Regions from separate parts of the Homo sapiens genome. Here region 1 is linked to region 2. The links are chromatin loops, found by intact Hi-C in ENCODE. Cell type or tissue: CD14-positive monocyte. All regions are shown on one strand. Each heading gives the region's core, and the rest is flanking DNA. Links, peaks and the distances in the headings are about the cores only.

What was found. A loop is a pair of places that touch in the nucleus more often than their neighbours do. Peaks named below come from ENCODE experiments on the same cell type or tissue, not always from the same donor. Only the 100,000 strongest peaks of a DNase experiment are listed, where the experiment ranks them.
Region 1: it touches region 2 in a loop (9-fold over the local background); 19 of 110 quality-filtered maps call a loop at or near these places.

The regions. Positions count from the first base shown.
Region 1 is chr19:44,982,793-44,997,756 of GRCh38, reverse strand. It overlaps CLPTM1 (CLPTM1 regulator of GABA type A receptor forward trafficking), which reads right to left. Exons shown (of 14, transcript NM_001294.4): 6 at 12,454-12,539; 7 at 11,182-11,302; 8 at 10,334-10,578; 9 at 9,584-9,677; 10 at 7,172-7,362; 11 at 6,812-6,907; 12 at 6,384-6,519; 13 at 5,357-5,524; 14 at 4,416-5,146. The coding sequence ends at 4,860. Among named protein-coding and RNA genes, the nearest start is that of RELB, 11 kb to the left of the region's middle. RefSeq lists enhancers at 7,967-8,016, 8,497-8,656. In CD14-positive monocyte, for the core only: CTCF peaks have their summits at 8,184 and 8,391 (motif pointing left); a DNase peak (open chromatin) is centred at 8,386; H3K27ac peaks cover 1,484 bases.
Region 2 is chr19:45,051,931-45,066,894 of GRCh38, reverse strand. CLASRP (CLK4 associating serine/arginine rich protein) reads right to left here. Exons shown (of 21, transcript NM_007056.3): 3 at 14,727-14,824; 4 at 14,003-14,104; 5 at 13,718-13,797; 6 at 10,361-10,445; 7 at 8,997-9,145; 8 at 7,531-7,627; 9 at 6,428-6,506; 10 at 6,268-6,341; 11 at 4,700-4,741; 12 at 2,668-2,883; 13 at 2,265-2,552. Among named protein-coding and RNA genes, the nearest start is that of ZNF296, 17 kb to the left of the region's middle. RefSeq lists an enhancer at 9,552-9,621. In CD14-positive monocyte, for the core only: CTCF peaks have their summits at 7,042 and 7,242 (motif pointing right); a DNase peak (open chromatin) is centred at 7,244; H3K27ac peaks cover 3,073 bases.

The DNA.
Region 1 (14,964 bases), core at 4,282-12,281, 70 kb after region 2:
TAGGGAGGCTGAGGCAGGACGATCACTTGAACCCAGGAAGTGGAGGCTGCAGTGAGCTGAGATCACGCCACTGCACTCCAGCCTAGGTGACAGAGTGAGACTGTCTCAAAAAAAAAAAAAAAAAAAAAAAGTTTGCTGAATGACTAAAAGGACATGTCAGGGCCAGGCACGGTGGCTCATGCCTGTAATCCCAACACTTTGGGAGGCTGAGGCAGGCAGATCACCTGAGGTCAGGAGTTCAAGACCAGCCTGGCCAACATGGTGAAACCCCATGTCTACTAAAAATACAAAAATTAGCTGGTGTGGTGGCGGGCACCTATAATCCCAGCTATTCAGGAGGCTGAGGCAGGAGAATCACTTGAACCCAGGAGGCGGAGGTTGCAGTGAAGTGAGATCGTGCCACTGCACTCACTCCAGCCTGGGTGACAGTGACTCCATCTCAAAAAGAACACAAATAAATAAAAAGGGGCCAGGCACAGTGGCTCACGTCTGTAATCCCAGCACTTTGTGAGGCTGAGGCGGGTGGATCATGAGGTCAGGAGTTTGAGACCAGCCTGATCAACATGGTAAAATACCATCTCTACTAAAAATACAAAAATTAGCTGGACGTGGTGGCGCACTCCTGTAATCCCAGCTATTCAGGAGGCTGAGGTAGAAGAATTGCTTGAACCTGGGAGGCAGAGCTTACAGTGAGCCGAGATCGCGCCACTGCACTCCAGCCTGGGCGACAGAGCAAGACTTTGTCTCAATAAATAAATAAATAAATAAATAAAGGATAGCCAGGCGCCGTGGCTCATGCCTGTAATCTCAGCACTGTGGGAGGCCGAGGCAGGCAGATCACTTGAGGTCAGGAGTTCGAGACCAGCCTGACCAATATGGTGAAATGTGAAACTCTGTCTCTACTAAAAATACAAAAGTTAGCTGGGCTTGGTAGCAGGTGCCTGTAGTCCCAGCTACTCAGGAGGCTGAGACAGGAGAATTGCTTGAACTCGACAGGCGAAGGCTGCAGTGAGCCGAGATCGTGCCACTGCACTCCAGCCTGAGCAACAGAGCGAGACTCCATCTCAAAAAAAAAAAAAAAAGTAAATAAATAAAAATAAAAATTAAAAAGGACATGTCAGATATCCTCAGTGCTCAGGATTTCTGCTGGGCTGTGAGCCCCATGACGGCAGGTCTGGGTCTGTCTTGGTCCTGGCTGTATACACAAAACACCCCAGCACACGGCACTACCCAGGGGCAGGGTTCAGCTGTTACATTTGTTGACTGCTTGTCACAGTCTCCAGTGTCTGAATATGAGCCCCACCGAGGTCCACACTTCTGGATGTGTTCATGTGTCTGGGAAAGTGAATGTTGGGGTTGTTCAACATGCACTCATTAAATATTCCTGGCGTGGCTTCTCTGTGTTTGGCCCTATGCTGGGGACACAGCAGTGATCAAGACAGGTCTGGCTATGTCCTCACGGGGCTCCATCCAGTGGAAGAGACCAACCTGTCCCCAGTGATGACTCACAGTGGGCAGGGCTGCCATGAGAGACCCCAGAGAACTTGGCAGTCAGGGAGGGCTTCCTACAGGAGTGAGCATTGGAGCCACAGCTTGGAGGACACATGGGTAAGATAAAGAAGGGATAAGCCAGCTGTGATGGCTCAGGCCTGTAATCCCAGCACTTTGGGAGGCCCAGCTGGGAGGACTGCTTGAGGCCAGGAGTTTGAAACCAGCTTTGGCAACATCGAGAGACCCCAACTCTACAAAAAATTTAAAAATTACGCAGGCGGCCAGGTGCTGTGGCTCACACTTGTAATCCCAGCACTTTGGGAGGCCGAGGCAGGTGGATCACAATGTCAGGAGTTCGAGACCAGACTGGCCAAGATGGTGAAACCCTGTCTCTACTAAAAATACAAACATTAGCCGGGTGTGATGGTGGGTGCCTGTAATCCCAGCTACTCAGGAGGCTGAGGCAGAAGAATCGCTTGAACCCGGGAGGTGGAGGTTGCAGTGAGCCAAGATCGTGCCACTGCACTCCAGCCTGGGCAACAAGAGTGAGACTCCATCTCAAAAAATAATAATAATAAATAAAAATACTAAATAAATAAATAAATAATTACGCAGGCGTAGTGGCACTTGCCTGTGGTCCTAGGTAGTTGGGAGGCTGAGGCAGGAGGATCGCTTGAGCCAGCAGGTCAAGGCTGCAGGGCTGTGATTGTGCCACTGCACTCCAGCCTGGGGGACAACGCAAGACTCTCTCAAAGAAAAAAAGAAGTGGACAGGGGTTGTGTGCCTGGGGGCAGGATCCAGGTAGGGGGAAGACCAGGCTGGATGCAGGGGTTAATAAGTGTCCCCATCACCAAGGTCTCAGTCCCCAGTAAGGAGCCTGGGCTTTCTCCTGAGGTCACTGTGCACCCACAGTAGGTTCTGAGCAAGGGCTGGGCAGGGTCAGGTTTGTGCTTTAGTAGAATAAACTATAAAGTTTCCTCTAGCTGGGCCGGGCAGGGTGGTTCATGTCTGTAATCCCAGCACTTTGGGAGGCTGAGGTGGGCAGATTGCTTGAGGTCGAGACCAGCCTGGCCAACATGGCGAAATCCCGTCTCTATTAAAAATACAAAAAATTAGCCAAGCGTGGTGGTGCATGTCTGTAATCCTAGCTACTCAGGAGGCTGAGACAGGAGAATCACTTGAACCCAGGAGGCAGAGGTTGCAGTGAGCTGAGATCCTACCACTACACTACAGCCTGGGCAACAGAGCAAGATTCTGTCTCAAAGAAAAAAAAGAGTTTCCTCTAGCTGCTAGCTAGAGTGTGAATGGGATGTGGGGAGGGCAGGACCGGGACAGGGGACCAGACAGAACACTGAGCAAGAACACCACAGGGTAAGGAGGGGCATGGAGCAGGTGGAGCAGGTGGTCCCAATGAAGAGGTGAGACCCCCAGGGAGTTGTGGGGGTAGCTGATGGGCCTTGTCAAAGGCTTGGGCGTGGAGCTGTGAGAGGAGGAAGAACCAGGGGTGACGAGGCCAGGAAGTCCAGGTGGCTGGAGAGCCCACCAGTCTCAAGGGGCTGCAGAGCCCTGTACCTCCGGGGTTCCTAGGAGCCTGTCAGTCAGGCCATGGTGCAGAGGCTGGGGTTCCTCCAAGGGCACCGGGGATCCATGGAATGGTATAGAGTTGGGGGGCGGGTAATGGAGACCCATGGCTGCCCTGAGGGATGGGAGACTGCCATGGCCTGTGGACCTGTGGTATGGGGCTCCGAGGGTGCCATCGTCTCCCTGGGGCCTCATGGATCCCCTGACTGGCTCTGCAATATGGGGTGGCAGCTGGAGCCTGAAGGAACCTGGTGTGGTCCTCAGCGTTGGGCCCCCTATCCCAGAAGTGTTGCTGAGACCACCCCCCAAAACAGTAAACCTGGGAATGTAGGGTCCCCAGCCCTCAGAACACAGAGGCCTCGCTCAGCTCACCTATCCAGTGGGCGAAGAGTCCCAGCACCAGGGGCTGGGATGGGAAATCCAACTCATGCCACCTCTGTTGTCAGCACAGGCAGCCCCGGGGATGTGATATGACACCCCAACACTCACAGAGTGCTACAGCCAGCCAACCAGGTGCCACTCAGGCAGGCTGAGCCTTCACCCCCATGCTCCCCAAAATTGGGAGTGGGTGTCAGCGCAAAAAGCCAATGGCACACATTTAGCGTGCCCCAACTGCTGTGCTGAGGCCTCAGGGTGGCAGGTGCTCATGGCGACCCGGCTGAAAGCTGTACTTGGCCCTGCCTGGTGGTGTCGGGTTAGGAGACATTCAGCGGGCACATGGCAGGCTCCAGCCTGCACCCAGCAGGGGCAGCTGGCAGGAAAGGGTATAGGGCAGCGAGCTCCCTGCAAGCAGCTTCCCCAGCAATCTGAAATGAGGCCAGTTAATGAAATCTCAGAGGGCTGGTGGGAGGGCGAGAAGTGAGGAAGAGGCCTGGCCTGGCGGGTATGGCTTTTTTTTTTTTTTTTGAGATGGAATCTTGCTGTGTTGTCCAGGCTGGAGTGCAGTGTGTGATCTGGGCTCACTGCAGCCTCCGCCTCCCGAGTTCAAATGATTCTCCTGCCTCAGCCTCTCGAGTATCTGTGATTACAGGTGCCTGCCAGCATTCCCAATTAATTTTGGTATTTTTAGTAGAGACAGGGTTTCACTATGTTGGCCAGACTGGTCCCAAACTCCTGACCTCAAGTGATCCATCCACTTCAGCCTCCCAAAGTGTTGGGATTATAGGTGTGAGCCACTGCGCCCGGCCAGGTATGGTTCTTGACACAAGGTCACAATCCCCACCTTTACAGGTCCCGTACCGTGTCAGGTCACTCTCCCAGACCCAGGAAAGCCACCTCATCCCTGCTGGAAGCTGTTGTCCAAGGCAACAGAGGAAGGAAGGCACGAGGAGGAGGGGCAGTGCTGAGTTTAAGTTAAACACCCATATGAATTTATTAAATCCAGACTGTGTTAAAGGGCGGCGGTCTAGGAGGGGGAGTGTGGTAGGGGGACGAGGGACAAGATGATGAACGGCCGTGGGCATCCCGTAGGGGGGCCCGGCCCCACCCCCGCCCAACCCACCCCCTCGGCAACGCTGCATCAGCTTCACCATGATTCCCAGTGGTGCTGGGCTGGCAGGGCGAGATGGCTGGAAACACAGAGGGACAGAGGGACAGACAGCGCCTCCACAAACAAACCCTGGCCTGCCCCGGCCCCTACATCACACGCTGGGCCCTGACCTGAGGCGGGCCTCCCACCGCCCCGGCCTGATCTGTCCAGGGAAAGGGCGACAGGGAGGGGAGGCGAGGGGGCCGGGACGCAGGGGTAGTGGTCGCCAGGAGCCGGAGCAGGTGAGGACCAGTCTCGACTAATCCTTTTTCTTGTCCTCTGCTGGCTTTGGAGGGGCTTCCTGGGGCTCGCTGGCAGAGCTGGCCCCCTGGGTGGGCTTGGTGGGCAGGGACGTGGAGGCCTCCTCCCTGGTGGCGGTGGTCGTGGTGGGTGCAGGTGTGGGCGTGAGGGCCCCTGCTGCTGTGGGAACCTCGGCCACGGGGGCGGCAGCTGTGGGGTCTTCTCCACTCATGCCAAACTCGTTGACTCGGGTGGGGTCGACGCGGTAGATCCACCGTTGGTAGAGGTAGATGAAGAAAACCACATCTGGAGAGGGGTGGGAGGCAGTGTGAGGTCGGGCTGGCCCGTCCACAGCCAGGTGGGCCTGGGTGGAGAGGGCGTGATGCAAGGGCGGGGCCGAGCCCCCTCAGACTGAGCACCCCATCTGGGGCCGTGGCACCCCCTCAGGCCTGGGCCCTAAAGACTGCCTCAGGGCCCTGTTCCGGTGGGAGCTCCCACCTGCCCACCGGGCCTCACCGTCCCGCAGGCAGCCGATCCGGTACATAACGGGCATCTTGATGACAAAGGCGAACAGGTCGTCGATGAATGTGTTGAGGGCCTTGTAGGTGAGCATGCGCCAGGGAAGGTGGGCCACAGACTTGAGCTTGTAGTTGATGAAGAGCTGGGGCGTCATGGTGATGAAGCCTGCAGTGAGAGCACCCATGAGCAGAGGGATGGCCTCTCCCACCTCTCCCCTGTGCACTCTGCACTGGCCATACCAGCCCCCTCACCACTTCCTACACCTGGGCACACTCTACCACTTCCTATACCTGGGCACACTCTACCAGCGGCCTCTGCACTGGTGGGGCCTTCTGTCACATCCGCACAGCTCTCTCCCTGGATATCTGAGGCCTCTGTTTAAATGTCCTGTCCTCAGAGGGGCCCCCGGACCCCTATTAATGTGCATCCTCCCACCACTCTGCCCTTCACAGTACTCACTATTGGCTGTGATTCACCCGGTCTTTTGTTTTTTGAGACAGGGTCTCACTCTGTCACCCAGGCTGGAGTGCAGTGGCGTAATCATGGCTCACTGCAGCTTCAACCTCCTGGACTCAAGGGATCCTCCCACCTCAGCCTCCCAGGTAGCTGGGACTACAGGCACGCACCACCACTCCCCAATAATTTCTGTGTTTTTTTGTAGAGATCGGGTCTTGCCAAGTTGCCCAGGCTGGTCACGAATTCCTGGGCTCAAGTGATCCTCCTGCCTCAGCCTCCCAAAGCATTGGGATAACAGGTGTGAGCCACTGCACCTGGCCCTACTTGTTTACTTGTTCCCAAGACACAAAGGCCCCCTGAGAATGAGGACTGAAGCGTACTGTTCATGTCCTCCCTGAAGTCCTCTCTGACCCCAGATGGGGCCATGTGTGCCCTCGGGCCTCCCTATATCCCAGCTCTGCCCACCCTAGGTTGTCCCTGTCTGGGGATGGGTCTGTCTCCTACACTGGGGCTGTGAGCCCTGCGCAGCATGGGGCCTGCTCTCTCCTGGGGCGGCCGGACCGCTCACCGAAGGTCAGCAGGAAGCCGTAGAGCATGCTGAGCACCCAGGAGTACCAGCCCTTGTGCTCCAGGTACAGAAGACTGTAGACGGCATAGCAGCCCAGGAGCGGGAAGAGGATCCAGGACAGGTACCGGAATGCCATCTGTGGGGCCACAGGGTGGGGCTGTCAGCCAGCTCCTCAGCCCTGCCTGGCAGCCCTGCTCCCCGCCCTCACCCACCACACCTGGTCTGGCAGGCCGGGCAGGGGGAATTTCCAGGTAGCCCTGGGGACTCCGGACTCGCCCAGGGAAGCAGTTATGGCAGATGGGGGACACAGAGGATGTGGCACAGGCTGTAAAGCATGGGTCCGGCAGACAGATGGCCGGCCCCGGGTGCCTCAGGGATACGTGGTACCTGGAGACCACCCCCAGGGGCCCACTGTGCAGGACACTCACATCATCATACACTTTGGTCGAGGACTCGATATACGTGGACTTGTCCTTGAAGGATAGGCGGGGGAAGATTCCTGCCACCCTGTGCTCTCGGTCCAGCTGTGGATGAGGTGGGTGCCATGGTCAGTTGCTACGCTGGCTCCCACCCCACAAGCCAGAACCAGCCCCTGCCCTTCCCCACCGTTCCCAGTTCCCCTGCCCCATGTGTGACCCAAAAAATCCCCTGGTGAGAAAATCCCCTCAGTCCTGGGAGTGAGGCACTTGCTGGGAATCCCCCGGGGGCCAGCTCCAGGGTCCAGCTGGGCCACACTACCCCCTCCCAACCCCTGCAGCTCCCGAGACAGCATGGCGCCCCAGCCTTACCCGGACGTCCATGACCTTGGTGATCTTCCAGAGGTCGATGAGGACCCCAATGAAGACGCTGACCTGGACCACGAAGTTGGTCTCGTTGTCCAGGATGTAGAGGAGGACCACGAATGACTGGAAAACGCCGAAGAAGACGGAGCGCACGGACAGGCCCTCCAGGGACTGCCGGCTGTTCCAGAACTGGATATCTGTGCGCAGGGGGTAGGGGGGAACCAGGAGGCTGAGGAGGTGCTGAGACCCTACTGCAGCTCCCTCAGGCCCCCTTGGCCTGCATCCTCACACCCTGGGGTGGGGCTGGGTCCTCAGGAGGGGTGCTGAACGAGACCCCTCTCTCCCAGGAAGGCTCTCATATTCATTGGGTGACCCCCAGAGCACCAGACAGGCGGCACCCCTGGAGCCCTCCCATAGGACGTCAGCACCCAGCACCCCAAGGTGCAGTCCCTTGACTGATGGTGACGGTGACTGGTGCCATGGACAGGGCTCACCACGTGCCAGGTGCTAAGGACTGGTCAGGGAAGCTGCTTCCCTGAGGCCAAACAGCCTGGCATGGCAGAATCTGAAGGGACGCGGGGTCTGTGCCACACCATGGTGCCAGCTCGCCCTCCCTGGGAAGGAAGATCTGTGGCATGCACTTCAAGACCACCTCCTCCAGGCCCCTGCCCTGACACCGGGAAGGAACTGGCTCACAGCCATGCTCAGGAAACTGAAAAGGGCCCTGGGCTCCAGTCTGGAGCTCCTTCCAGTGCTCCGCCTAGATGCTGCCAAGGATCCATGTCAGCATGCTCCTCTCTGAGCCCTGGTCTCACCACGGACACCCCTCTCTTGACCCCGCCCGGCTGAGCATCTAACCGCAGCCACAGGAGGCTGAGCCACCACGTCTGTAGCACAGTGGTGGAGCCAGGTCTGCAGTCCTGCAGAGTCAGGGCCAGCTCTGCACTCAGGGAGTGAGGGCTGTGAATTCTGGTCCATGTGCACCCTACCCCATCCCAGAGCTCCCCCACATCCCAGAGCTCCCCCACATCCCAGAGCTCTGGCACACTCCATAGCCTCACCCCACCCACCCCTGCCCATCAGAATGACCCCTGTCCCAACTGAGAAGAATGGGTCTGGAGACAGGGTTCTGGTGGGTTCTCGTGGGAGCAGTTGGGCCCAAGCCTCTCCTTAGACCAGGGAGGCCACACAGCACTGGTGCCAAGTGAGGCCTGCGCCCCCTGCTGCATGACACTGGGGAGGACAGCCTTCTTGTGCCTCATTTCTCACTGGACCCCAGCCAAGCCAGCTCCTAGGCAGAAGGGTCCCGTCTCCCAGCGACAGCTGGTAGATGGCTGGCTGGGGTCGGCACCAGCTCCTGTGCCCGTATGACACTGCATTCTTCCAGATGGTAGTTCTCAATAATGGCAAGAGCGTCCTTTTTTTTGGAACAGGGTGTCACTCTGTTGCCTAGGATGGAGTTCAGTGGTGTGATCATGGCTCACGGCAGCCTTGACCTTTCAGGCCCAAGCCTCCCGAGTAGCTGAGACCATAGGCACACGCTGCCATGCCCAGCTAATTCTTAAAAAAAATTGTGTAGAAACGAATCTCGCTTTGTTGCCCAGGCTGGTCTCAAACTCCGGGGCTTAGGTGATCCTCCCACCTTGGCCTCCCAAAGTGCTGGGATTACAGGCGAGAGCCACCACCAGGCCGGCAATAGCATCTTAATACCAGGAATACTACTACTCATTCCTCTTGCCGCCTGCGGGAGCTACAGGGCCGCAGGCCACTCCTTCAGACTGGGGTGCTCTGGGCAAGGAAGAAGTGGCCTGCAGGGCCTAGAAGATGAGAGTTGGGGCTGGAACCATCTGCCCCTTAGGAACCGTGTGACTGGGCAAGTGACATCCCTGAGCCTCTGGCTCCCACAGGGCTCAAGGAGCTACTGGGGAGGGTACCCAGGACAGTGCCTGGCATGTGGCTGCTTCTCCTCAAACGCTGGCCATCAGTATGGTCAGCCTTAGAACCTAGGGACCTTTGGGGGACAGTGCTCCTCCTTCCCACTTGGGCAGGCCCCGTCCACTCAGCCCTAAGCGGCCTCCCGCAGCAGGCAGCCTGCCGGGCAGGGTGGCGGGAGCAGCTCCGGGGCTTCCCTGCTCTTGGCTCTGGAGTTCCCCAGCCCTGCTTCCTGGCAGTATTGGCCTGGCCTCTGCCCCACCAGCGGGCCAGCCCCTCCCTCAGCTCCACACCCGGTGGGTGGGAATTTCTGGGTTGGGAGTTTTGGGGCCACTGCCCCTCCCCAGCTCACTAGGCCTCTGGAGAGTGGGGCTGAGAGACCCCAGGCAGGGGGAGGACATGTGGGGAGGGAGGGGAGGAGGAAGGGGGCAGGTCCTGTCCCCCACCCTGCACAGCCTCTCACTAGCCCTGGGGTCCTGTTCCTACCATTCTTGAAGGCCAGGAACTCGAAGACACTGTGAACGATAGACACGATGATGGTGAGCGCCAGCAGGTAGGGGTTGGTCTCCAGCAGGGCCACCTGCAGGGGACACATGTGAGCACAGCCTGTCCCCACCCAGGAGCACCTTCACTAGCTTTTGTCCCGAGGGCTGCCCCTGGGGCCGCCTGTAGAGGGAGGCTGAAGGTGGGCCAGCCAGGAGGAGACTGGGTCAGAGATGGGCAGATGGGGAGAGAGAGGAGGGTGACTCACAAAGACAGAAGAGACGGGGAGATGGCACTAGGGGAAGAGGCAGAGGCCAAGGGAGTGCTGCGGGGAGTGGGTGAAGGGACACTGGGAGCCAGGAGCAGAGACCCAACAGTGACGACAGCCCAGGAGGCAAAGCCGAGCCTCACGCCACAGACACAGGCTGACATTTCAGGACCCAGTGAGATGGCAGAGACACAGAGTTGGAGCCAGGGCCAGGGACACAAGGTCTGGGACAGAAGGAGGAAGGGACAGGTCTGGACCCAAAGGGTCCAACAGAACAGCCTGGGGAGAGGACCCCCAGTCATCTAGGGCTGGAGGGCTGGGTGCCCACTTCCTTTCACTGTGGAGAAGGGACCTGGGAGGTTGTGAAACTGTGGGCAGAGGAGCACCAGGCGGGAGGTCCCACAGCCCAGGCCTGGCACACTTCCTCTTGGCCTCTTGCGCCCAGGAAGGCACCGGGAAGTCCCGCCCACACCGGCCGCACTCACCTTCACCGAGTCCTGCTCCTCATCTGACTGCTCGTACAACTCATCACCCAGGAAGTTCCAGGGCGACTTGGTGCTCTGGGCAGCATAGAGCTGCCAGCGCCAAAGCGAGAGTGGGCAGAAGGAGACGCGGAGCGGCAGGCTGGCCAGGCTCTCGTTGATGGGGTAGTAGTCCTTCTGCAGGTTCCAGTAGTCATTGAAGTAGATGATGGGATAGTAGTCACCGCTCACGGCGTCGAACTTCACATCTGCAGCACGTGGGGCAGGGGCACCATTTGGCCCGGGCAGGAGGCCAGGGTACCCGCAGGCCTCAGATGTCTGGAGAGACCCAACAGGGCCCCTCTACAGAGACTGGAGGACAGGGGACATTTCTAGGCCACACCATGAGGAGCTAAAGGGTGCCTTGACCTCAGCAGAGGGGACTGAGGCAAAGGGCAGGCAGGTCCCCACTGAAGGGGGCAGCTGTGGCTCAGCTCCAGCCCACGGCTGCCCTGTGGGTGACCATGTAACCCAGTTTTATAAAATAAGCCAGAAATTGTGGCTTTTAAGTGATACTGCCTCAATTTCAAAAGCTGGCAAGTGATAAGACATTTTTTGAAAACAGTTTGTGGGCTGGATGGCACTTGATTGCGGACCGATGCTGGCGTGTAGAAGTCAGTCCTGGGGTCCCCAGGGGTGGTGGTGTGGGAGAGGGAGAGGACATGGGAAGGGGATAGGACAGGGTGGGAGCTTGGGAGGGTGGAGCCCTGGAAAGCTCTCTCAGGGGGACAGGGCCAGGAGAAGACAAGGAGATGGACCCCGAGCACCCTCTCAAAGGCTCTGCAGGCAGCTGGCAGGGCTGGGGAGCTTACATTGATCCAGGGGAGGGGGCACACTGCCCTTCACCCACGGCGTGTGGTCGTCCACGATGTTGATGGTGATGTTGGGGTGCCAATGGGAGATCACCTCCACAGGCCCATAGTCCTCAGCCCTCTGAGGCAACATGGGGGGAAGGACCTCAGAGGCAGGTGGAAGTGCTCGGGGACTATCACTCTCTGTACACTTCCTCCCCAGGGTTCCCGAGAAAATCTTAATCTTTGCTTTCTTTTTTTTCTGAGATGGGGTCTCACTATGCTGCCCAAGCTGGTCTCGAATTCTGGGCTCAAGCACGATCCTCCCACCTCGGCCTCCCAAAGTGCTGGGATTAGAGGCGTGAGCCACCATGGACAGCTTCTTTTCTTTCTTTCTTTTTTCTCTTTTTTGGAAGAGATGGGGTCTCACTATGCTGCCTGGGCTGATCTTGAACTTCCGGGCTCAAGTGATCCTTCTGCTTCGGCCTCCCAAAATGCTGGGAAAACAGGCATGAGCCATCTCCCCTGACAACCCTGGCAGCAGAATATCAGCCACCACAGCAACTGCTGGCAGAAGGCTCTCCTCCCTAGGCTTAGAGATTCCGCCACCCAGGACCCTTCCGGCCACCGACAGGATCCTCCCACCCCACATGTAGAAAACCGAGGTAGAGGTAGAGGCAGGGCTGGCATCCTAGGCCAGGCTGCGAAGCCCAGCCTCATGACAGCAGGCTCCACACACTCTTGCACGGTGGCCTCAGCTCCATGAGCAGGGACCACCCCCCCAACACAGGACCACCCGCAGAGAGAGGAAGTCTCTTAGTGCCCACTGCAGGTTAACCACAGATTAACTGCCCGGCTCCCCAGCCCACTGGGAGTGACAGCAACTATGAATCCTGCAGTTCCTACTAAAGCCATATTCTCGTGTGTGTGCTTGGAGCCAGGCTGAGCTTGGGCTCTGGGGCCTGGCTGTGTGGGTGAGAGTCCCTGGCCTGCCACTTCCGGCTGAGACTGAGCAAGTGTCCTCATGTGACAATGGGACTGTGATGTAGACCCCTCCCAGGCTGGCAAGAGGCTCAGGTAACCTTGTCTGGGATCCTCCTCACTCCCTGAGAGACAGCTGCCTCCTGACCCCATTTCCCAGAGGAGGAGCCCAGTGCTCAGGGAGGGGAGGTGGCATGACCGAGCCGGCATGGTGGTTCAGTGGTGGTGACAGATGACAGCCCCAGTGGTCTGGGATGAGCTGTGAATGGCCTGGCTTGGTCCCTATAGGCCCTGACAACCCTGCCCATTTACCTTGATCATTTCTGGGTCCGCTTCTGTCTCTCCTGTCAGCAGGTTCTTGGTTTTCTGAAATCGTCTGCGCTTGTATTTGTTGATCACTGTGGTTGGGAGGTGGGAAAGGAGGGGACGTGAGACCTGCTGGCACCTGCAGCCTCCAGAGCCCGGACCCCTGCCCACCAGCAACGGCTCACGGTCTCCTGGCATCCACCTTGCACTCACCTGCTGAGATCAATGTGACCTGGAATGCCAGAACTGCCTCCCCAAATCTCAACGAATCCCAGTTCCTCATGATCATGGGGACGCCACCATCACCAAATGCCCCAGGCAGAAACCCCAGCTCAGTAGGGCACTGTAATCCCAGCACTTTGGGAGGCTGGGGCGGGCAGATCCCCTGAGGTCAGGAGTTAGAGACCAGCCTGGCCAGCATGGTGAAACCCCCCGTCTCTAATAAAAATACAAAAATCAGCCGGATGTGGTGGCGGGTGCCTGTAATCCCAGCTACTCGGAAGGCTGAGGCAGGAGAATCGCTTGAACTAGGGAGGTGGAGGTTACAGGAAGCTGAGATCGCACTGTTGCACTCCAGCCTGGGCAACAAGAGCGAAACTCCGTTTCAAAAAGAAAAAGAAAACAAACAAACAAATAAATAAAAACAAGTGACTGATCATGGCATCCCGCAGCTTTGGAACCCCAGACACTCACCGTAGCCCCGGTGACCTCTCAACCCTCACCACCTTCCACTTCTCAAACATGCCAACCCGGGGCCTTCAGGCGTGCTGCCCCGTGTCCCAGGAACCCATGCCCTGACACAATCTTCGTGGCCTGGCTCCTCCGTGGCATTCAAGTCCCTGGCAGAATGTCCTTCTTCCACAGGGCTTCCCTGGCCACCCCACTGAATGAGCCTATGCAGTCATTCTCCTGCCAGCTTGTTTCCTTCACAACATTTCACCACTATCCAAAACCACTTAGCCAGTGGTTTACCTGCCTGCTGTCTGTCCCTGCAACCAGTCTGCAAACTCTGTGCGGAAATGCGGGTAGGGGCAGGGCCTGTTTGAATACACATGGGGCGCCTGCACAGGCTCGGTGATGACCAGTTGAATACATGACTATAAAGAGGCAGCAGACGGTTCCAAAAAAGGCCTGAAGCCACCAACATGAGAAACCAAGATGAGAAACACTTTGAGGCTGTGAATCCCCAGCCAGGAGTTGGCCTCACTTCCTCTCGCAGAGGCCCAGTTGGCCACAGGCCCCCTGCCATGTTGTCCCAAATGCTGCCGGGGAGGAAGGGGCTTGTGCGTGCCCACGCTCCATCTCCCAACCTCTGCCCTGGCCTGGGGACGTTTCTGTTTTTTTTCTGGAGACAGAGTCTCGCTCTGTCACCCAGGCTGGAGTGCAGTGGCACAATCTCGGCTCACTGCAACCTCCGCCTCCTGGGTTCAAGCAATTCTCCTGCCTCAGCCTCTCAAGTAGCTGGGATTACAGGCGTGTGCCACCAGGCTCTGCTAATTTTTTGTATTTTTAGTAAAGACAGGGTTTCACTGTGTTAGCCAGGATTGTCTCAATCTCCTGATCTCGTGATCTGCCCACCTTGGCCTCCCAAAGTGCTGGGATTACAGGTGTGAGCTGCCGCACCTGGCCCGAAAAGAAGCTAAGTATTTTTCTTTTTTCTTTTCTTTTTTTTTTTTTTTTTTTTTTTTTTTTGAGACAGAGTCTCGCTCTGTCATCCAAGCTGCAGTGCAGTGGTGTGATCTTGGCTCACTGCAACCTCCGACTCCCAGGTTCCAGCTATTCTCCCACCTCAGCCTCCTGGGTAGCTGGGACTACAGGCGTGTACCACCACGCCCGGCTAATTTTGTATTTTTAGTAGAGACAGGGTGTCACCATGTTGCCCAGGCTGGTCTCAATCTCCTGGCCTCGTGATCTGCCCACCTCAGTCTCCCAAAGTGCTGGGATGACAGGCGTGAGCCACTGAGCCCGGGGACTTTTCAGCTCTTCCTTATGCTATGAAGGAAAACTCAGTCTGCCCTCCCTCAAGTCTCTATCCTGTCCCCTGGGGCCAGGGAGAGACAGGGAAAGGGGAAAGAGACCTGGCCAACAGCGGGGGCTCTGGGGGCAATCTTGGCTCTGAATCCTACAAGCTAAGGGATGCTGGTGAGTGATGTCACTTCCCTAAAGAAGGAAGAAAAGCCTCACCACTTCTTGGCCCAGGGCCTACTGCTTATTAGCAGAAACGTCATCCTCATTTTTTTTTTTTTTTTGAGATGGAGTCTCACTCTGTTGCCCAGGCTAGAGAGCAGTGGCATGACTTCAGCTCACTGTAACCTCTGCCTCCTAGGTTCAAGCAATTCTCCTGCCTCAGCCTCCCGAGTAGCCGGGATTACAGGCATCCACCACCATGACCAGCAATTTTTGTATTTTTAGTAGAGACGGAGTTTAACCATGTTGGCCAGGCTGGTCTCAAATTCTAACCTCAAGTGATCCACCTGCCTCGGCCTCTCAAATTGCTGGGACTACAGGCTTGAGCCA
Region 2 (14,964 bases), core at 3,287-11,286:
CTTGTCCTCCACCAGTCTCAGCACAGACCCACAAGTTCCAGTCTGGGGATGCGGAACCCCATCCTCTCCCTGCTCAGGACACTGGTGGGACTCTCCACCCACTGCCCACTCTCAGGCTGGCATGCAAGATGTGCCCAGGTCCCACCTGTCCCCCAAGCCTTTCTCCTGTCATTGCTCTGGGTAAGCTACAAGGAATATATGACCTGGAAGCCAATTCTGGGCCACACGCTGACTCTGCTTGGGCTCTTTTTTTTTTTTTTTTTTTTTTTTTTGAGACAGTCTCTCTCTGTCGCCCAGGCTGGAGTGCAGTGGTGCAATAGCTGGGCTCACTGCAACCTCTGCCTCCTGGGTTCAAGCAATTCTCCTGCCTCAGCCTCCTGAATAGCTGGGATTACAGATGTGCACAACCACACCCGGCTAATTTTTGAATTGCGTTTTTATAAAATAAAAATTTGTTGTCATTATTAAGAAAACAAGGGCCAGGCGCGGTGGCTCACGCCTGTAATCCCAGCACTTTGGGAGGCAAAGGTGGGTGGATCATGAGGTCAGGAGTTCAAGACCAGCCTGGCCAACACAGTGAAACCCCGTCTCTACTAGAAATACAAAAATTAGCCAGGTGTGGTGGCGCATGCCTGTAATCCCAGCTACTTGGGAGGCTGCGGCGGGAGAATCACTTGAACCCAGGAGGAGGAGGTGCAGTGAGCCGAGATTGTGCCACTGCACTCCAGCCTGAGTGACACAGTGAGACTCTGTCTCAAAAAAAAAAGTAAAGGAAACAAGAGCTATCCTCTAAAAATCCAGACCCTCAACTTCTCCTGAGAACTAGAAAGACTGGGTGACACTAGACCTGCTGCTGAGCGGTCAACGCCCCGACTGGAGGGAACATGTGCTTGCCAGGTCAGCAGGATCTCTACCTGGCCCCTCTACTTTACCTGCCAGACCCTGAAGGCAGCTGACATGGCGATCAGTGCTACAATAACGCAGGTAATGATGCTGACGATATTAACGGCACTTAGCCAGCACCAGCCCTGTCCTAAGCACCTTACATGGGTTTACCTGTTACACCTCTAACAGCTCAGAGAAGCGGATGCTATTACCGCGATTTTACAGAATTAGAGGCCCAGGGACTCTACACTCAGGCAGGTGCCCTGCAGTCTATGCTCCTACCAACCCAGCGTCGCTGCCCTTCCCAGGGCAGCCCTGACCCCAACAGGCAAGGGGACCGGAAGGGGGTGGACCAGTCCCCAGGTGACTTTATTTTCTAAACCATCCCTAGAGCTAGCCTCTCACCATGTCGTCTCCAAAATGAAATGTCTTTTTTTTTTTTTTTTCTTGAGACGCAGTCTCACTCTGTAGCCCAAGCTGGGGTGCAGTGGCACAATCTCGGCTCACTGCAACCTCCGCCTGCGGGGCTGAAACGATTCTCGTGCCTCAGCCTCCTGCATAGCTGGGACTACATGCGCGTGCCACCACGCCCAGCTAATTTTTTTTTTTTTTTTTTTTTTTGAGACGGAATCTCACTCTGTCACCAGGCTAGAGTGCGGTGGCACGATTTCAGCTCATTGCAACCTCTGCTTCCCGGTTTCAAGCGATTCTCCTGCCTCAGCCTCTCAAGTAGCTGGGACTACAGGCGTGTGCCACCACACCCAGCTAATTTTTTTTTCAGTAGAGACGGGGTTTCACCATGTTGCCCAGGGTGGTCTCGAACTCCTGAGCTCAGGAGATCCGCCTGCCTCGGCCTCCCAAAGTGCTGGGATTACAGGTGTGAGCCACCACGCCAGGCCAAAGAGCTGTCTTGATTTTTTCCACCCGCTTCGCTTCCCCATCCGCTCCTGGCCACACAGGAACGCGCCCCTCCCCCTCCGCAAGGGGTTTCCCAGCCCTCAAGGCCCGGACCCGTCCCTTCAAGCTACAGAAAACCCTGGAGCGTCCATGCGCTTTCTACTCCCCTCCACCTGGAACCCCTGACAGCAAAAACAGTCTCCTGAGGAGAGAGAGATGCACAGTCTCCTCTCCACACCCTGTCGTGGAAAACAGCGGCTGGGATCCACCTCCACTGCCACCAGAACGCGCACGCAAACACCCATGCCTTGCCCTTTCCAACCAAGGGCTTCCTGCGGAAGAGCAGTGGCCTGTGCCTGTCCCCTTAGATGGGGTGTTCTCTGAGCTGGACGGCCAGGTTTCCTCCCTCTGAGCACCTTCTCCCCAGGATCGGAGACCGCGCCCCCCCAGCCCCTCCCACCTCCACGCCCAGCCACACACACCTGCTTCTGCGCCGGGGCCCGTAACCACCACGCCGGGCGGGCGAGCGGGAGTACCGGTGTCCGTCTCGGGAGCCCCCACCTGAGTGCCGCCGGCCACGGCTACGGGACCGGGAATAGCGCCGGGAGCGGGAGCGGGAGCGGGACCAGGAGCGGGACCGGGAGCGGGCGTGGCGGCCGGAACGGTAGTAGCCCCCACCACGGCGAGAGCGGGAGCTGGAGCGAGAGCTGGAGCGGGAGCTGGAGGTCCTCGAGGCAGAAGAGGAGGAGGAGGAGGAGGAGGAGCGGCGGCTGCAGGCGGGGCACGGAGGGCCGGTCAGCGCAGGCCTGAGCCGCGGCCCCCCTCTGCCCCGGGTACCCCCCATGGTGACCGGGGCGTAGGGCGGGCGGCGTGAGCGTTACCGACCGGGCGCTGGCATTACGTCCCGGGGCGGGGCCGCCAGGCTGGGGAGGTGCGGGGGGCTTCCCTGTGGTGACTCCTGATGCTGCTGCGGCAGCAGCGGCTGCGGCTGCCTCCTCATCGCTGCCCCCAAAACTGGTGATGAACGTGATCTTCTCCTCGCGGCCCGGGGTCGGGGAGCGGGAGCGGGAGCGGGACTCTGAGCTGGACTCCGAGGGTGACCTGCGGGTAGGGAGGAGGAGGCTCACTAGCTCAGGCTCCCGGAGCCTCTTCGGGAACAGCACACACAGCAGATCAACAGCAGCGCCAGCGCGGGCCACAGCGACCCGGGAAACCAGGCGGGTGGATGGAGCCTGGAGGGCAGTGGAGACCCAGCTCTGGACAAGGACTTGACTCACAACCATGCAGCCTTCGCTAAATAACCAGGAAGGACAATGACACACAACTGCTCTGATTTTATGTGGCTATGAAAAATGGATGAGCAGGCCGGGCGCGGTGGCTCACACCTGTAATCCCAGCACTGTGGGAGGCCGAGGCAGGCCGATCACTTGAGACCAGGAGTTTGAGACCAGCCTGGCCAACAAGGCAAAACCCTGTCTCTACAAAAAATACAAAAAAAATTTGCCGAGCATGGTGGCGCGCACCTGTAATTCCAGCTACTCAGGAGGCTGAGGGCACGAGAACTGCTTGAACCTGGGAGGCAGAGGTTGCAGTGAGTCCAGGTCACGCCACTGCACACCAGCTTGGGCAACAGAGTGAGACTCCGTCTCAAAAAAAAAAAAAAAAAAAAAAAAAAAGATAAGCAGATCTCTGTACAAAACACAGAAAAGTTTTACTCAAAAGATACATGGATAATCTGGGAGGAAAAAGCAAGTTCTAAAACACTGAGTGTGGTGCAATTCTATTTTAGTAAAATAAAAACAAAGTGGCCAGGTGTGATGGCTCATGCCTGTAATCCCAGCACTTTGGAAGGCCCAGGTGGGAGGACTGCTTGAGGCCAGAACTTCAAAACCAGCCTGGTCAACATGGTGAGCCCCATCTCAATATTTTAAAGAAAAAAAAAACAAACGTGTTTTTTAATATATAAAATTTTAAAAATAAAAAGAAAGTATCTGATATTCCTGACACTCCCATGTATGGAGCACTAACCTACACCTTTTATTTCCCCAGAAGCCATTCAACACCTTATCTCATCTAACCTCGACCCACAGCCCCATGAGGAAGATCCCATTCCCACCCCCATTCCGAAGAGGGAACTGGGCTTCAGAGAGCTATGGAGCTTGGATGAGGGGGACTGGGATCAGACTGAGCTTGGTCCCTCACAAAATCCCTTCTCCAACCACTCTTTCATCCACGAGACAACGACCTGTGCCCAGCGGTGCTACTGAGTGCCCGTTATTTCCCACTGGCCACTTCTGGAAATTGAGATTAAAGTGACTTGATTTCTCAGTCACACTGTTTTGCCATATTTGGTCATTTTTACCACAAGGCTGCACTGTATTTAAATCAGAAAAATAAAATAAAGAAGCTTCAAAGATAAAGAAAATTTTATTGGCCGGGCGTGGTGGCTCACGCCTGTAATCCCAGCACTTTGGGAGGCTGAGGTGGGTGGATCACGAGGTCAGGAGATTGAGACCATCCTGGCTAACACGGTGAAACCCTACTAAACTCTACTAAAAATACAAAAAATTAGCCAGGCCTGGTGGCGGGCACCTGTAGTCCCAGCTACTCAGGAGGCTGAGGCAGGAGAATGGCGTGAACCTGGGAGGCGGAGCTTGTAGTGAGCCAAGATCGTGCCACTGCACTCCAGCCTGGGCGACATAGCGAGACTCCGTCTCAAAAAAAAAATTTTATTTAAAACTGGGAAAACAAGACAGTGATCTGGAAAACACAAAAATGATTCAGACCCAGAACATATCATGCAGTCTGTGATCTTGGGGTGGCCTAGCAGGGTGAACCTCCCATCCCCTCCTCAGCACCCCTGTCCCCATCAGGAGGCTCCCTGTCTGCTATTCCCTGGTCCTCCAGAGCAACTTACCGCTTATAGGGGTCATAGGTGGGGCTGTCTCGGCGGGCATAGCTACAGAGAAAAGAATGGGGTGGGACAAATTAGGGCTTAAGATCTCAGCAGTCATGAATTTGGGATAAGCCCGCCAACCTGAGGACCCAAAGCTAGGTACCTGGCACAGTGAGGGGGCTGCTGACCAGGTTGGGGGCCTCCCCTTAATTCCTCCACCCACCCCCACCTCAGATCTGTCCAAAGCATGAACTTAAGCCCCACCCTACAATGTCCTAGACCCATCATGACTCTGAGGAACTTGGACTTCAGCAGCTCTGGTTCTGCTTGGCCTCCTGACCCTAGAATGAAAGCATCCCTCCTCCCAATCCTTGTCTCTGGCTCTCACTGGGTCCGGGCTTACTAATGATGATGATGATGATGATGATGATAAGATTAAAATAGGCTGGGTGCGGTGGCTCACGCCTGTAATCCCAGCACTCTGGGAGGCTGAGGTGGGAGGATCACTTGAACCCAGGAGTTTGAGACCAGCCTGGGCAACACCGCAAAACCCCATCTCTACTAAGTATTTTTTATTTTAATTAGCTGGGCGTGGTGACGCATACCAGTAATCTCAGCTACTAAGGAGACTGAGGTAGGAGGATCGCCTAAGCCTAGGAATTTGAGGCTGCAGTGAGTCGTGATTACACCACTGCACTCCAGCCTGGGTGACAGAATAAGACCCTGTCTCTGGGGGAAGAAAAAAAAAAGAGAGACTATCACAGCTGAGGAAACTGAGGCCCAGAGAGGTGAAGTCACTTGTCCAGCATTACGTAGCTCATAAAGGAGGAAACTGGGATCCAAACCCAGGCCCTATGGCCACCCAGCCTGGGCGTTCCTGCACTACCCTCTGTGTGCCTCTGTGCCACCGCTGACAGCAATGACGATTGGTGCTATTCTTTAAGGAATGTTTCCGATACCAACCGCTGAACCTACAAGTTGTTTAAGCCTTACAGGAACTCTCAGTCACTCTCCTTTAAGAGATGTGGCAAAAAGAGGCATGGGTTTGCACAGGGCCTCTCCTCAAGGCCTCCTGACCCAGGCTGGGCTTTCCTCTCCAAGCCAGCCTGCCTCATCCAAACCTGTCCCAAGACCTCCCTGTGGGGACTGCCCAGCCCTCTCTCCAGGTAGGTGATAATGCCTTGTTTTCCAAAGGAAAAAATTGAAGCTCAGAGAGTTCGGGAAGTCACTTGTCCAAACTCCGACACAGGAAGAAGCCAAGCAGCAGAACTGGGTGAGAGTCCAGGGCAAAGCCTGTGCCCTCTCTGCCGCCTTGGTGAGAGCCTTATGCCGCCTGTGCATGGGCTCCTGGGAGTCTGGCAAGGGCCCCCAGTCCAGTAGGGTGAGGGGAGGGGCTGGCAAGGAAAGGAGTCCACATGGCCCTCAAGGCCGTTCCTACCTCTAAACCTTCACGATGGCCATGCATCGCCCCACTAGAAAGACTCCTTTCTCAAGTCAAATGCCTGCCTCCAAAGAGCTTTCTCAGGCCCTAAGCCCCTGCTCTCCTCCCCCAGATGCCAGCAGGGTGGGGGTTCAGGGAGAAGCCCTACCTGGGTGGGCTGATCTTGCGACCCCTCAGCCGCTTCTCCCGAAACTCTCTCCGCTGGCGTCGAGAGCGGCGTCCCTGGAGTAGGGTGGGTGCCAGGTTGGTGAGGGGGTGCCCTCCCTGTGACACACCCCTGTCCCCTTCCACTCCAGCCCAGACCTCACCGAGTACATGGCCTTCTCCTCCTCAAGAGCCTTGGCATGCTTGATGGCCTCTGCCTCCTCCTTGTCTTTCCGGAGCATCCTATAGAGGTGGGTGAGAATTAGGGTGGAGGATGGGGCAGGCCACAGGGTAAGGAGGACACAGACTGAGTCATCAGAGAAAGTGAGGGACCTGAGTCACCCCACGCCAGCCTGAGGTATCTTTCATTCAATGCCACTTATCAAGCACCCTCTGTGTGCCAGGTGCTATCTTAGGTATCAAGAACTGAGCACTGAAAAAAAAAAACAGAAATCCTCACCTGCACGGGCTTACATTCTAGGGGAGAAGATAATGAGCAAGGGAATAAAATGTGTGGTCCATTAGATGGTAGAGCAAAGGCAGAGGAAGCTGCAGTTTTCAAGAGGGAGCTCAGGGAAGCCACACAAAACAGGGTATCTAGAGAAAAACCTGGGGGAGCAAGCTGCAGACGTCCAAAGCGAACAGCAGACAGAGTGGCCCAGGGGCTGGCCCAGGCCTCTGCACTTGAGGAGCAAGGAGACTGTGCAGGCTGGGCAGCGGGGGATGGTGGCGGTTGAGAGGACCAGATGGGTAAGACCTTTCGGCCATGGTGAGGACACTGGATGTTCCTGAGGGAGGTGGGAGCCACAAAGGGCTCTGGGCAGAGGGTGCCATGCTCAGGCTCCGTTTCTGGTTCACTGCCCAGTGAGCTGGGACCATTCTGTGTGGTCTTGTGAGCTCAGCAGGGGGTGTGGCTCAGGGTAGAGGTACAACCAGCAACTGCCAGGATAAATAACCAGGGAATGAAGCCTCTCCACTAGAGGGCGCTGTCCCCCAGCCTAGGAATCCCCAGAGCTTCGAAGAGTCAGATTCGCCCCAGGTCGCACTAAGTAGGGCAGGCTGGGTGACTTGGGTGCAGCCTGTTTCTGCACAGATGAAGTGGGGCCACGACCACCATAGGCTCAGGGACCTGCATGTGTAAAGTCCTGGGCCCAGGGCCAGGCACACAAATGCTCACAAACAGGATGGCTGTCAATACCGGGAGTAATAGTGAGATGCCAGGGTGGGGCCCACAGAATGGGTAGGGGTGTCAGCAGGCAGGCCTCACCTGACGAAGTCACCGTCGGCCATGCCATAAGTCGTGGCCTGTTTGTTGAGATCTGCCACCTGCTCCTGGTTCAATTCATCCACGTCCACCTCCACGTCTGCACCAAGAGAAAGGCTGTCAGGAGCCACGGCCGAGCGAGAGGACAGGGGAGAAGGGGCAGTGCTCCAGGAGGCGGGGATGATGGGGCGCCCGCCAGACTGAGGGATTCTTCAGGAAGGGATGGCATCAAGTCTGGCTCATCTTGGCATGCCCTAGGCTGGCACTGGGCTTGCCAGAGGTGAGCACAACACACAGTGGACAGAGGCAGCTCGGGGACAGGGCTTGAAGGGGCAGATGAACGGAGGGAGGGAAAGAGAAGGGAGAGATGGACGGATGGGTGCAGGGATGGATGAAGGGATGCAGGGATGGATGGATGGATGAATGGAATGGAGGCAAGGAAGGAAGGAGGGATGGGTGGATGGAGGGAGGGAGGAATGGATGAGTGAGGCGTGTGGTGGGGTTGACGTGAGAGGGAGGACTGAACAGGGGCGGAAAGATGGCGGCTGGAGATCACGGTGGGTGGCAGGCAGGGTGTGGGTCACAGGTGTTTGGAAGCAGGGCGTGTGATAAGCCAGAGGAAGGAGGGCTGGGCGGAGGTCAATGTGTGGCTCCACAGAGTGTGAATAAAGAGCCAGCTACTGGGCTGAGCGCGGTGGCTCACGTCTGTAATCCCAGCACTTTGGGAGGCCGAGGCAAGTGGATCACGAGGTCAGGAGTTCAAGACCAGCCTGACCAATATGGTGAAACCCCCGTCTCTACTAAAAGTACAAAAATTAGCTGGGCGTGGTGGCGTGTGCCTTTAGTCTCAGCTACTTGGGAAGCTGAGGCAGGAGAATCACTTGAACCCAGGAGGTGGAGGTTGCAGTGAGCCAAGATCATGCCACTGCACTCCAGCCCGGTAACAGAGCAAGACTCCATCTCAAAAATAAATAAATAAATAAATAAAAAGAGCCAGTTGCTGGAGTAAGAACCAGGATGAGAAAAACAGAGAGACTTGGGGGTGGTTTGATCAGTGGGAATCCAGAGGGGAGGTGAATGGCAGAGAGGAGGGTGAACAGATGCCTGGCGGATGGGGGCTGACTCTGTAAGAGGATGAACACTTGTTTTCCAGAGGAGGGAAGAGAGCAGGAGAGAGGGGCAAAGGCAGAGAGAGGCCGGCCCAAGTGGAGGAGAATGGAGCCAACACCTAGGAGGGGAAAAGATCATAGAAATAGCACCCTAGAAATGAGAGATGAGTGAGGCAGAGGAAGGCCGGAACGGAGGAGGACAGGAGTGAGACAGGGGCAGCAGGAGGCTGGTGTGCCCTGGGGCGGGGTAGGGAGAGAGACACGGTTCGTAAGCACGGGGTGCCCCACAGAGGGTGAGGGACGAGACACAGAAACGATGCCCAGGGACTGCAGGTGGGGAGGGCAGAGAGGGGACCCCACCGATGTCGGGGATGACCTCATCTTCGTCCGAGTTGCTCTCCTCCTCGGCCGCTGACTCCTCCTCCTCTGGCTTTTCTGCCGCCTTCTCTACCTCGGCCACCGTGCTGTCCTCGTAGGTATAACCGATGGAAGCCTTCTTCTCTGCCAGCCTGAGAAAGGGGAGCTGGTAAGCCAGGGCCGTGCCCAGTGGAGATGAGGGCCCCAGGCTAGCCCCACACACCAGTCTCGAGTGCCACGGCCCCCTCCCCTCAGGCTCTCCCTCAGCCTAGGACCCTCTGCTCCTGCCCACACCCAGCTCCTCCCTCTTCCTCCACATCTGAGCTCTAGGGCCCCACCTGCCAAGAAGTCCTTGACTGGTACCCTAGGGTGGGTCAGCACTGTCCTGAGCTCCCCAGCCCTGCCTTTGTTGGGTCATCTCTGTTGGGGAAGGTCTGTCTCCCGCCTAGACCATGAGTCCCACAAGGGCACAGCCCAGAGTCCTCCTGAGCAGCCAGGTGCCCCAGCTTTGCCCTGAACAGAGCAGGGCCTGAGCAGGATCCTGAGGCTGGGGCCGTGGACGAGGGCTGAAGTCTCCAAGAAGCTCCCAGTACAGTCCCATGGGACCCCTCCCAGTGGAGGAAGGCGGCAAGCAGTCAGGGGTAGCAGGAGGGAAGGTGTCACTGAGGGAGCTGCCCAGCCCCGAGCCAGGGCTCCAGGCTACCGTGCACCAGGGCAACAGCAGCTGGCCTGGAGGAGAGCTAAGCCCTGCAGAGGGAATAGCGTGTGTGAGGGCGGGAGGCCTGCACTCATCAGACTGAGGTGGAGAAGAGAGAAGTGAGACTGCTCGGCCACTGCTCCTCAGAGGCAGCTGCTCCAGGATAAGGCCCGGGTCTCCCCAGCTACTCCTTGAGGGACGCGGCTTTAAGAAGCCTCTCTCCAGAGTGACATCAGCTAGGGCTGACTGCAAGCTCACTACATGGCAGGTGCTGGAATAGGTACTTCACAAGCCCCATCTCCTGCATGCCTCCCAACTCCAGGCAGTAGGGCCTCCTGCCAGCCCCATTTTACAGGGAAGCACAGCAAGGCTCAGACAATTCCCACTCAGGGCCTCACAGCCAGGACTCAAACCCAGGGCTGTCTCACCACAGGGCCTGCACCTCCCACCACTTCCCAAGCTGAAAATGTAACGCAGAGCCCTCGGCAAGCCGGGGCCCCCTGACAGGGCTTCTTCCTCTACACAGTTATTAATTGAGCACTGACTGTGTGCTGAACACCATCCTTGGTTTCGGGGAGACCCTGGTGGACAGGATGGAAGAGGCCATGCCTGGCTGGGGCTCCCAGCCCTCCTGCCTCCTCAACCCCCTGCACCCCAGACCCCGACTCACTTCTTCTTCTCATCTTCGCTGGGTCTCTGGAGGCCTCCGTACAACTCATCAATGTAGATCTGGTACAGGCACTGCTCCTCTGAGACTGCAGCAAACAAGAGACCCCAGGTCAGAGTGGGTTGGGGACACTAGGAATTCAGTGGGGGAACACAAGGGTGCGGTGGGGCAGGAAGACAGGTGCAACCCCAGTGCACCTTGGGGGGCAGTCACCACTTCCAGATAATCAAACTATGTCTGGTGGGACACAAGCAACTGCAGCAGAGCCTTGGACACACGACCTTGGTCAAGGGACTTAACACATCTGTGCCTCAGTTTCCTTTTCCGTAAAATGGGACCACGGGCAGAGTGAGTGCCTGGCCTGGTACTTGGGCACTCTACCACCATTCTCACTGTTTCTGGAGGCCTCTGGCTGGACCCTTCAGAACCATAACCTGCTCCTGAGTGCCACACGCCATTCTGACTGCACAGGTCACTCCACTGCATGCCTCTCTGTGGCTCATTTTAAGTTAGGTGTGGGCTGGGATGACCTGGGCTCTCCTGCACCCCCAACACCCAGCCTGGGGGACTCAACAATGTACCAGAGCCTTCCTGATCTTCCCTGCAGTGAGACACGTGTCCCTGACTCGCTGTGGGACAGTGGGTTGTAAGTCCCCTTCCTTCCTTCCCTCCCTAGGCCTCAGTTTTTCTTTTCTTATTTTTTTAAGACAGAGTTTCACTCTTGTTGCACAGGCTGGAGTGCAATGGCGCGATCTTGGCTCACCGCAACCTCCGCCTCCCAGGTTCAAGCGATTCTCCTGCCTCAGCCTCCCCAGTAGCTGGGATTACAGGCAGGCGCCACCGTGCCTGGCTAATTTTGTACTTTTAGTACAGACAGGGTTTCTCCATATTGGTCAGGCTGGTCTCGAACTCCCGACCTCAGGTGATCCACCGCCTCAACCTCCCAAAGTGCTGAGATTATATGCATGAGCCACCGTGCCCGGCTGGCCTCAGCTTTTCTATCTGGAACAAGAGGTGGGCAGGCTGGCAGGCCAGAAGGGGATGTAGCACGGCCCTTCCTTGTTCTAGCAGATACCCCAATTTCTACTTGTTGTCTCCAAAGCCCAAGAGAGGCCCTGCTGACCCTGTCTTGCACAAGCGCCCTCGCTCTCCCTGCTCCAGCCACACGGGCCTTCTCTCTGCCCCTCCAGTGTGCTCACAGTCCTGGCTGACACAGGGCTTTGCACAGGCTGCTCTCGGCCTGGAATCCTGTGGCCTATCCGTGCCTCCCAGGGAGCTTCTATCCAGGACTTCTGTCCTATTTTTCTCAGAGAATGGCACACTGTCTGTCACATCACCTTGGTTTGCAATTGGCATCACTGACATTGATTATGGAGCTGCTGCCCTCTCCCCTACCATTGCCACACCGCAGGTGTTCAATGACTGTTTGTGGAAGTGAATGAATAAATGCAGAGTGAGGCGAAACTAAGGGGAACCCTGGCTCTACCACCAGGAAGCCATGTGGCCTGGAATGATGGCAAAAACAGTATCAATTATAACACATGTCCCTGATTCTAAGGCCTCAGTGATCACTAGAATTTTGGCAGCCTCTGATTTTAGAAAATCAAAAAAGCATCTATCTTAGAAATAAACAAATACTGGACTAGCAAACCCACATGGAGGGCTGACTGTGCCAGGCTCGGTGCTGGGGTTTTATACACATCATCTCACTCAACTCTTACAACCACCCCACGCAACAAAATCAACACCACCACCCTTCTCGAGGAGGAAGCCGAGACCTGCCAGGTGGTAAGGGACAAACCCAGCAGAGAACTCCATCCTTCCCTTAACTCCACAGGGAATCCCAAGAAAGGGAATCTCAAGTCCTTCTTGGTAGGTGAGTTAGGAGCTTTCCATCAACAGGGAGCAGTGGTTAAGGACACGTGGAGAATCCCAGCTCCTTGGACAGGGTGTTCCCCCTCGACATTCTTGTCTGTAACATGGGGTGATGGCCAGGCGCGGTGGCTCACGCCTGTAATCCCAGCACTTTGGGAGGCCGAGGCGGGTGGATCACGAGGTCAGGAGTTCAAGACCAGCCTGGCCAAGATGGTGAAATCCCCGTCTCTACTAAAACTACAAAACTTAGCCGGGCATGGTGGCATGCGCCGGTAATCCCAGCTACTTGGGAGGCTGAGGCAGGAGAATCACTTGAACCCAGGAGGTGGAGGTTGCAGTGAGCTGAGATTGCGCCACTGCATGCCAGCCTGGGCAACAGAGTAAGACTCAATCTCAAAAAAAACAAAAAACCCCAAAACGGGGTGTCACCCCTACCTTGCTAGGTGGTTGTGCAGATGTAATGATAATACAGACAAAAAAGCCCAAGTCTGTTGGGATCCAAACCTCCCTGGGCAAGCCCAGAGCAGCGAGAAGTTTCCCTGAGCCTCTGTTTCCTCATTTGGAAAATGACAATGGTGATAAGGCTGGGCTGGGAGAAAATTCCTGGACATACATGAACACTTGGCAAATTGTCAAATGCTGGCAAATATTCATTTAAATCAAGGAGAAATTTCCTTTTTAGAGCTCACAATCTGATCTGTGCGGGCAGAGTAAAATACACAGAGGTAAAAAATCTGTTCCTGGCTGGGCATAGTGTTTCATGTCTATAATCCCAGCAATTTGGGAGGCCAAGGCAGGAGGATCACTTGAGCCCAGGAGTTCAGACCAGCCTGGACAACACAGTGAGACCCCATCTTTCTAAATGCTTTTAAAAACGTATTCTTGGCTGGGCGTGGTGGCTCACACCTGTAATCCAGCACTTTGGGAGGCCAAGGTGAGCAGATCACCTGAGGTCAAGAGTTCGAGACCAGCCTGGCCAATATGGCGAAACCCCGTCTCTACTAAAAATACAAAAAACTAACTGGGGGTGGTGGCGGGCACCTGTAATCCCAGCTACTCAGGAGGCTGAGGCAGGATAATCACTTGAACCCAGGAGGCAGAGGTTGCAGTGAGCTGAGATCACACCACTGCACTCCAGCCTGGGCAACAAGAACGAAACTCCGCCTCAAATAAATAAATAAATAAAAATAAAAACATATTCTTGCTATTTTCTCTATTTTTTAAAGAAAAACGGACCACAGAGTCAGAAGGCATGGTATATGGACGTGACTCTGCTGGGAACAACCCATTCGGCAGACATCCCCTATACCAAATCTAGAAGGGGAAAGAGATGCAGGCAAAGTGAGTCTATCGTAGAGCTGGAGCCGGAACCCAAGGCCCTTTAGTAGAAAGTATGTGGATAAAACTTTTCTTCCCAAACCTATCTAGGTCTTCCAGGCTCCAGGCTCAAACCCCACACCCCACGTCCCCCCACAGATCACTCACTGCCGGCAAAGTCGTTCTGCACCAGGCCTCTGTAGCGCTCGTAGTTACACTTCCGTTCGTCCGACTCCTGTTCTGGGGAGCTTTAGGGAAGGGCGAGACCTTGAAATCAGAGAGAAGGAGTGGATCCCCCCCCAAGCCAGCAGGAAGGGAAATGAGGCATCCCCCTCAGGCTCAGGGCGGTACCAAATAGGAACGGCTCCTAGGAAGGTGACAGGTAGGCTGGGAAAAGAACAGGGGCTCCTGGGTATGACGCTGTGCCTGGCAACCCCCTGGGAGGTGGCTTACATGGTGGTGAGCAGAGGGGGGGTGTAGTCGGGGATGTGGTCCAGGTGGGCACGGACATCGAATCGGTCAATCATGTTGTTGGTGTCCCCCTGCCAGGGCATCCTGAAGTGGGAGGGGAGCAAGAAAGCAAGAACCTCAGGGTCCATACTGCCCAGGACACAAAGCACCTGCTCCCTGCCAGCTGAGGCTTAGAAGCCTGGCCCTCAGCCTGCTTTGGTCCCCATGCCATGACCCTCACCTCAACCCCCAGCTCTCAGTCCCTTCTGTTGCAAGCCTCCCTGAATCCACATTCAGGCTCCTGGGACCTGAAACAGGCCAGTCATCTGACTGCCCCTGGGGACACCAGGGCCCCATTTCTCACAACCAAGCAATAGTGGGGAACTTGAACCAGGTCCTAGAGGGTATTTGAGGGGCGGGCCCCAGGCACCCTGAGCCAGCTCGGGTCTGGCAACCTACTCTCTGCTTCCTCTGGGCCTCTGGCCCTGGCTCCACCCATTTCTAAGTCCTCCAACCATGACTGCTACTCTGGGGCCTCCACCCCAACCCCTGCTCATTGTTCTTACACCCTGTGACTATCACCTTCATATGCGGGTCACACCTTCCCTGCCTCTGAGTCCCCAAAGGTCTGTCCATACTTCAGTCTCTGCTCCACACTCTACACCACCCCAGGTCCGTTTTGACTCCCAGACTTCAGACACTCCCCTGCCTTCCATATCAGTCTTACATATTAACAGGGCTCTCAGCGGCCAGGGCGACTGCAGAATCCAGGTGCACCTTGCAAGCTCGGCCATGTACCTGCAGGAACTGGGCTGGGTCCTTCTTCTGCAGGGGTAAACAGGACTGAGGTCACCACCCAACAGAGCTCCAAACCCCACCCCCTCACACACAACCGAGCTTAGCAGCAAGCTCACTTCTTTTTTTTTTTGAGATGGAGCCTCACTCTGTCGCCCAGGCTGGAGTGC